Regions from separate parts of the Homo sapiens genome. Here region 2 is linked to region 1. A link is a contact called in ENCODE Hi-C data. All regions are on one chromosome and are shown on one strand. The core of a region is the stretch at or near the end of the contact, and the rest is flanking DNA. Distances in the headings are between cores, read along the strand shown.

Evidence for each region. A loop is a pair of places that touch in the nucleus more often than their neighbours do. Pooled maps may share reads with other maps.
Region 2: a map with no recorded cell type shows a loop between it and region 1 (5-fold over the local background). The contact joins two enhancer-like sites. A Hi-C loop is called at or near these places in 1 of 168 maps with a recorded cell type or tissue (endothelial cell of umbilical vein), 3 of 37 single-sample maps with no recorded cell type and 8 of 50 pooled maps.

Annotation. Positions count from the first base shown.
Region 1 is chr10:3,475,887-3,479,631 of GRCh38, reverse strand. The region is part of intron 3 of LINC02669 (long intergenic non-protein coding RNA 2669); the gene reads left to right. The region is part of intron 1 of LOC105376360 (a long non-coding RNA gene); the gene reads right to left. All of the region lies in intron 1 of LOC124902538 (a long non-coding RNA gene), which reads right to left. Among named protein-coding and RNA genes, the nearest start is that of LINC02669, 25 kb to the left of the region's middle. Within about 2 kb of position 1,776, at least 4 of the 41 ENCODE cell types and tissues checked have a DNase peak (open chromatin) inside an H3K27ac peak, as active enhancers do.
Region 2 is chr10:3,933,149-3,936,893 of GRCh38, reverse strand. LINC02660 (long intergenic non-protein coding RNA 2660) reads right to left here. Exons shown (of 3, transcript NR_183984.1): 3 at 1,082-1,215. Among named protein-coding and RNA genes, the nearest start is that of LINC02660, 23 kb to the right of the region's middle. RefSeq lists enhancers at 1,371-1,420, 1,441-1,490, 1,531-1,720. Within about 2 kb of position 1,658, at least 27 of the 41 ENCODE cell types and tissues checked have a DNase peak (open chromatin) inside an H3K27ac peak, as active enhancers do.

The DNA.
Region 1 (3,745 bases), core at 527-3,026:
TTCACACTTTCGGGGGGATACTAGGTCTTTGGGCCCAAAACTTTATTGACTCAAGTAATTCCTAAAAGCCCATTTCTCAGAAGAGCCTTCTTGGATGTGCGAAAAAGACACAGTGCCTTCCACACACACACACTCCTGTGATCCCCAGCTTGCTCTCCTGCGGGGGAACTTGTCACCACAGGCTGTGGATGCTCTGTGATGGATTCCGCATACACACTCTCGTTTCTGTGTTCACTTGTCCACAAGAGCTGTACATCAGCATGGCCTTGCCTGAGATTTTAATGCTTAGAGCATGCATTCATCTCCTTGCTTCTCACCAAGATTCCCTTTCTTGGTGCAAAGCTGGATTATCAGGCGGAGGCCTAGCAGGCAGCAGAATTGCACTCTTACCTTTCAGAGGAGAGACACTGATGGAAAGACTATTTACAGATTTTGGGGCAGAGCTAAGGGTCTCTGAAGGGGTGCTGGGGCCGCTTGAGCCCAGCAATAGCAGGAAGGCTGGAGAGAGCAAGGAAGGAAATGGAGCTGCCAGCACTCAGTGGGACATGGAGCTACGGAGAAGCAGCCGACCAGCGGTGGCCACTAACACCCTGGATGGACACAGGGGCTGCCCGTGCGCTAATGCTCCAAGAGCAAAGAGAAAATACCACATCCTCCCTCTTCTCCGTCCTCCTGTCTCCAGCCAGTGACTTTCATTGGCCAACCCCACAGGAAGGCAGCCAGCCAGGGAGCTGGTTAGTACCATCCTTTAGGGTCAGCCTCCCAGGACAAGATCAGGACATCAGTCATGGAGAATGGGTGAGAGGCAGGGGATGGAGTGGGAAAAACCCAAAACCTGTTGATTCTCAGTATAATCAGCTGGCAGAAGGTTGGGCCATTGGGAAAGGAATCATCAGATGTTGAGTTTGCTCAGATGTAACCTTGACTTAGGAAAAGTTCCTTTTGGAATATCAGCTCCAGGGAGACTGGTTGCTGTCATGTTACTCAAGGATGAACCCCCATCAGTTCCAGCAATGCCTGGCACAGCTTACGGGCTTCATTAGTGAATTAATTAATTAAACATTTAACATGTCTTTGAGTAAAAAAAAAAGTGTTGGGTGTTTTGTGAGGGCTTCTGATAGAACAGTAGTTTGTCCATGTTTTCCCACTTTCATGGGGGCGGAAGTCACCCTGGATGAGTGGGATTTATAAAGGCCATGCCTCCAAATGCATGAGAAACATGAGGCTGCAAGGCTGCCTCTGAGACTGGGAGTGAAACCCTCCTCTCTGGGTCTGTATCTTCTCTCACTTCTACATCCTCTTTCCCAGAAGTATAAATTATGATGCTCATTGAACCCTCCCAGCCTCCTCCAAATTTAGAATTTTAGAATCATTTTATTTTAAGAAATGTCTTTTAAGGTGAGCAAATTCACATCATCAATACATGTTGGCTTTAACCTTCAGATCCGGTCACAGCATTTCTGATTAAACTTCTTACCTCCCTGCTACACCAAGCCTTTGAAATATTATTTTACAAAATAGTTGCTGTTGGACATAAATAGAATTTCTCTCCTGCTCTATTCTGTGTGGCTTACTCGTATATCTTCTGTGTCCATTTCCACCATTTCCTCATTCTACCTGATGAAATCTATGCTATGGGAAGACAGGCATTTTTGACTCCTTTGTTTAACAACGTATCTCAAAGAACTAGAACAGCAGCTGACTCATATAAGTGAGCAACAAAAATGTGTTACACAAGTGAAAGGTTTCAGTGTTTACGCCACTTGAGACATTGCCCTAGATGCAGTGGGTGTTACTGTGAGAAATCATAGCCTCAACCTTTGAAATACTTGTAGTCTAGCATAGCACAGAAGAGCAGGGACTTTATTCTGAATTATCCTCTAGCTCTCACAAGAAAAAAAGAGGTGAGGAGAAACATCAGAAGAGGAGAGAAAATAAATTACAATGAGTTACCTTATTTTCCTGTAGGTATTGGGCATTTGCACTCTCTTCCTGTGAAATATATATGTATAATTGTTACTTTGTAATATTTTCACATTCATTTATAAAAGTAAAGATGTCCATTATATTTATATATCACTCTGTTACATATATTGTGAGGATGTTTTTTCTGATTCATCATGGATCACATACTTTGTTTTCCATATCAATTGCCGTAAATGTTTATTAACGAACTCGTAAATAATCATATCTGTCAACATGGTTTTAGAATGAGAGAAAATATAAACAGAGAAATGTGCCCCTGGTGGGGAAAAAAGAAAAGGAGAAAGAAAAGAAGGCTCTGTAGGTTTATGTGCGATGCTTCCAAAACCCCACAAATGGAGCTGCTCACCAGCCGTCCTGCAGTGCCTGTCCTGGGGCCCTGTGGTCACCAGAGGGTCCATGTGGGGTAAATCCTACTGTGAAACTGGGCTCACTCTCTCTGCGGCTCCCATCTGCCCTATTCTACCCATGTCTCTGCTTCTGCTATTGCTGTTTTCTATGCCTGAATCCTCTTCTTCTCTCCCATCTCCTGTTTGCCTGGCAAACTCCTACTCATTCCTCAATGCCCACTCACCCACCCTTTTTGCTGTGAGAGCTTCCCGGCTCACTGATCTTTTAAGATCTTGCTACTACTATGGTTGATAAGAACAACAGCTTACACTTCCCGAGGATTTGTAACGTGCCAGTACCTGGAATGAATCAATGTCTTTATGCATTTCTCTACACTAAGTCCTCAGAGTACAGAAACCACAGCACAGAGAAGTGAAGTGCCCAATTCAGCCCAAGTACACTTTGTCATTTCTCCCATGTATCTCTTTACCCATTAACTTTTGAGGGAAAGAACCGCGTTGCTCATTTCCTCGTATCTTCAGATCCCTGTACAAGCTGAACGCTTACCGGATGTGTAATAAGTATTCATTGAAGAGTTGGGTAATTACTCTCTTGAAATCCTGGGTATCTCATCCCAACTACTCCCCCATCTGCGAGGTACCTGTTAAATTATTTTATGCCAAGGTGAAAAAAGTAAAGGTTTTGGCGTTTGAAAAGAGGGTTGAATACAAAATGTAATGCTTAGCCTAAGATAAGTGGTAGAATTTTAGGTCAGCGTCACCCTGGAGGATGCTTTCTGGAATCCTTCAATTTACACAGCTGAGTGGATTCCTTAAAAGTGCTGTGGTTCGGAGGCTTAAGAGTGGAGCAGGGCCCTCCTGCTGGCGGGAGCTGCTTCCTTCTGCCTTCGCGCCCACAGCATCCCAGGCTATGTTCATCAAAGCAGACAACACGCAGCTTCCAGTACAGCTGCTGCAGGAATGGAAAGCTAAACGATTCCAAGCGTGGAAGGGGAATGAATGCTGAGAAATATGGCAACCATGTGGGAGAGTCTTTTGGTCCTCACCGCAGACACCACGGGTGAGACACAAAGGAATCTGACTTGTAATAGAACAGGAAAGACAACAGCAGCAGCAACAACAACAAAAACAGCAATAATAAAGGTCAACACATACAATAGTCACTTTTGCAAGGTGTCGCTCTCAGTTCTTAACAGGTGCCAATTCACCGAGCCTTCTAATAGCCTTGTGTGGCAGATACTCATTCTCATTTTATGGAAGAAGAAATCGAGAAAAAGAAAGACTATGTAACTTGCTGAATGTCATACAGCTAGTAGCAAAAGATAAAAAGTGTAAAAAGGACCCTCCCACCATCATACCCCAAACACACGAATAAAATACTGGAAATAAAAGGAATAACTTAAGCACATAAG
Region 2 (3,745 bases), core at 409-2,908, 460 kb before region 1:
ATGACAGCACCCAGGAGGATGGTGTTAAACCATGAGAAGCCACCCCCACAAGAACTCACATAGGGACGACAGCACCCAGGAGGATGGTGTCAGACCATGAGAAGCCAACCCCACAAGAACTCACGATAGGGATGACAGCACCCAGGAGGATGGTGTGAGACCATAAGGAGCCACCTCCATGGCCCTGTCACCTCCCACCAGGCCCACCTCCAGCATTGGGGATTACCTTTCAACATGAGATTTGGGTGGGGACACAGAGCCCAACCATATCACCCCCTCCTGTCTTGAAATGCCAGGGCTCCCTCCCCAGCCCCACCTGAAGGCAAAGTTCTAGAACCACCCTGAGACAATGAGCCAGTTGCTTCAAATTGAGCATGAAACCACTCAGCGTCCAGAGCAAAGGAAATACATAAAGTGCCTAAATTGGCCTAATGGGATCTTAGTAATCAAATATATCATCATCTGTACATTTTCCATATTACGGTGGGAACACTTTGTAGCCAGCCTAGCTCCCCTCCTGTTCCTGTTAGAATTTTGTTCTTAGAATAAATTTACATCCGTCCCCTGGTGCCAGGGTTCAGGCTGTGTTGCACTTTTCATTATAAGCCATGTTTACCGAAGGTTTACAACTTGGCTGTAAAAACCGGTTGGCACCGAAACTGGAAACTTGGCATGAACAAATTGGCATAAACATTGGCCGGAAGCAGTTTTTCTATCTAAATCTGAGAAAAACAGACTAGGTCATTTTCAAGTTATTTGTGTTATTCATGCATAAATAAAATGAAGCTTGACAGCTTCAAACAGTTGTTTGCTTTTGCGCTCTTCAAAAATAGATTGGATCCAAGAAAAGTAACATTTGGTAAACAAATACTCCATGACGGACTGTAGAAAAAACGAAAGGAAAAAAGAGTGGAGTGCAGTACATTAAATAGAAAGGGAAGATGGAAGCGTTTCAAAAGTCACTTTGTGTCAGAAAGTGGAGTCAGGAAAGGTATTATTAGGTGATTATGTGGTTTCTAGAGGCAAATTTAGAGATTCCTCTGGACTCTAAATTAATAGTGTAAACAAGCAGAGAGCAAGCTTTCAAATAACATAATTTATTTTTTTGAGATCTGAAGCACATCTAAACAACACAAGCTAACTAAATAGATGATGTTCAGGCAAGGAAGAACCAAGTGATTTCTAAATATGTTTTCTAACAGCAGTAGGCTTGGCCTGTAAAACAAACAAACAAAAAGTTTAAAAACTGGGGGAAGAAAAAAACAAAATATAAATGATATAGTAAAACATCTTGGTTGAAAACAATAGCATCAATGTCTGATCTTTCCGCTCATCTATGTATCGAATTAAGTTTAGAAATGCAATTTGTGGGTTTTGAATTCCAGCAGCCAGTAGCAGCTCTCTAAAGAGGGAAAGTGATGGTGCCGACCGCTCCCCAAAGAATGCCTTTTTGGCAAATTTAAAAGTCAGCCTTGACGTCAAGTGACTCCTGAGAAGGCTCCGCATTGAGTTCTGTGAAGCGTGGGCAGATCGGACTTTCACTCTCAAAACTCTGTCGGGGGATGACTACAGACACAGTTTAGGGCAAAATAAAACCAAGCCAATTCAAACAGAAAGTAAAAATAAGTCAGAGAGGAAAGAATGTGGAGGATGGACCAGGCCTGCTGGGGCCCGCGCTCTGTAACAAGCGCCCCTTGGGGAAGGAGTTGTCTCACAGGCTTGCTTTTTATTGATGTTCCTTCCTAACGGTTGTTAGCAGCAGTTAAATCCATATGGTTGTTCTTGGCAAAATGGATCTTGTCCTCTATTTGTAAAGTCTTGTTTCACCAAACTATAGGCAGAGTAATAGAATTCTATCATTGGAAGTGGAAGAATTTTCCACCTGGGGATTTCACCTGAATGGCACCTTTGGCCATTACCTGGCTCTTAGGATCAGCATGGTTCCATCCACGTGGTAATTCAAGCTAACAATTATCTTGGGACACATCTCAAAACTATTAACTCCCCAGAATGATCCACAGTGTTGATTCTCGGGTGGATGCTCCCAGTGTTTCCTCCTTCAGAGAAAGCTATGAAATCACTTGTTCACCCTAATATCAAGATTGTTCCAGCTGGTTGCAGTGGCTCACGCCTGTAATCCCAGCACTTTGGGAGGCTGAGGTGGGCGGATCACATGAGGCCAGGAGTTCGAGAGTAGCCTGGGCAACATGGCGAAACCTGGTCTCTACTAAAAATACAAAAATTAGCTCAGCATGGTGGTGCCTGCCTGTAATCCCAGCTGCTCAGGAGGCTGTGACAGGAGAATCGCTTGAACCCAGGAGGCAGAGGTCAAAGTGAGCCGAGATCGCGCCAGCCTGGATGACAGAGCAAGACCCTGTTTCAAAAAAAGAAAAAAAAGAAAAGATTGTTCCGATAGCAACTATAGCAATGCCATGTCATTGAGGATTCCAACTTGTCATGTGCTTCCTGGATAGGGTTTTACACCCTAGAGAGTTCTCTTCCACATTGAGAAGTATGAATAAACACATGCAATGACTCCATTGACACTATTCTTTAGAGATGAAGAAATTAAAGACCTAGGGCACACTATCGGGGTTCCACAGACCAGAGACAAAACAACTCAGCAATTAACAGGCCTCACAGAAACGAGTTTGGGAACCCCTCAGCATTTCTGCAGAATTTGCAGTTATTTCTAAGTATATTCCCTCCAGGTGCACGGTTAGCTAATCTTACCAGTCCCATAGATTCCTTGAGGGACTGGTTTACATCTTATTTTTGTATTCAGTTCCTAACACGGTGCCTGACACTCCAGGGCTTCAGCAAAATACTGATGCTATGATATGGGTAAGCGTTTCTATCTATAAATAGAGAGAGAGAGAGAGAGAGAGGTGTTTTGGTTTTGTTTTCTTTTAACAGACTGGGGAAGAAAAATGTTTGGAGGCTAAAATAAAATTTGCACCAATCAGCGTAAATGAGTGAGTTGTCTGGAAATGCCACATTGTAGATCTGAAATGCCATTATCTACAGGGAGCAGGTGCCCTCAATTGGGGACTTGATACAGTTTGGCCGTGTCCTCACCCAAATATCATCTTGAATTGTAGCTCCCATAATTCCCATGTGTTTTGAGAAGGACCTGTTGGGAGATAATTAAGTGATGGGGCCAGTTTCCCCCATAATGTTTTTGTTTGGACACTATGATCAGAGAGAACTGATGACTTCTACAACAGTCTGCTCTTCAGCTCAATATTCCACCACCAACAGACCTTGGGTTTTGGGGAGTTAATGGGGCACTCAGATGATTGCTGATGGAAACTCCAGGGGAAGTAAGGGTGGGGAAGAAGTGTAGCTTGTAAAAGATTTCCCATCTTTTAGTCCTAAACTTTCAACTGGGGGAAGAATATTACATTTTAAATCCAACCCACAGAAAGGAAAATTCATCAAAATCTCCAAGCCGAATGGGATCTGCGACCCTTTCCATGAAGACTGATCAGATAGGCCTGGCGCAGCTTTCTGCTCTGCTCCCAAGAGCTGTGCAATGTGTGGTCCTTGGGCCATTCCTGCTGCATAAATGTGCATTCTTTGTATTGGAACCCAGAGTGTAGGAACTAGTCGCTTTGACAGAGAATGAGGCTGGCCCTGCATCCATGTTAGACATTGCTATCCTTTTCTTAAGGTTTCTTCATTGTTACATAGTACATCTTGGGAAAGGAAACAGAAAGCTAACTGCAGTGTTAATTCTTGGAAC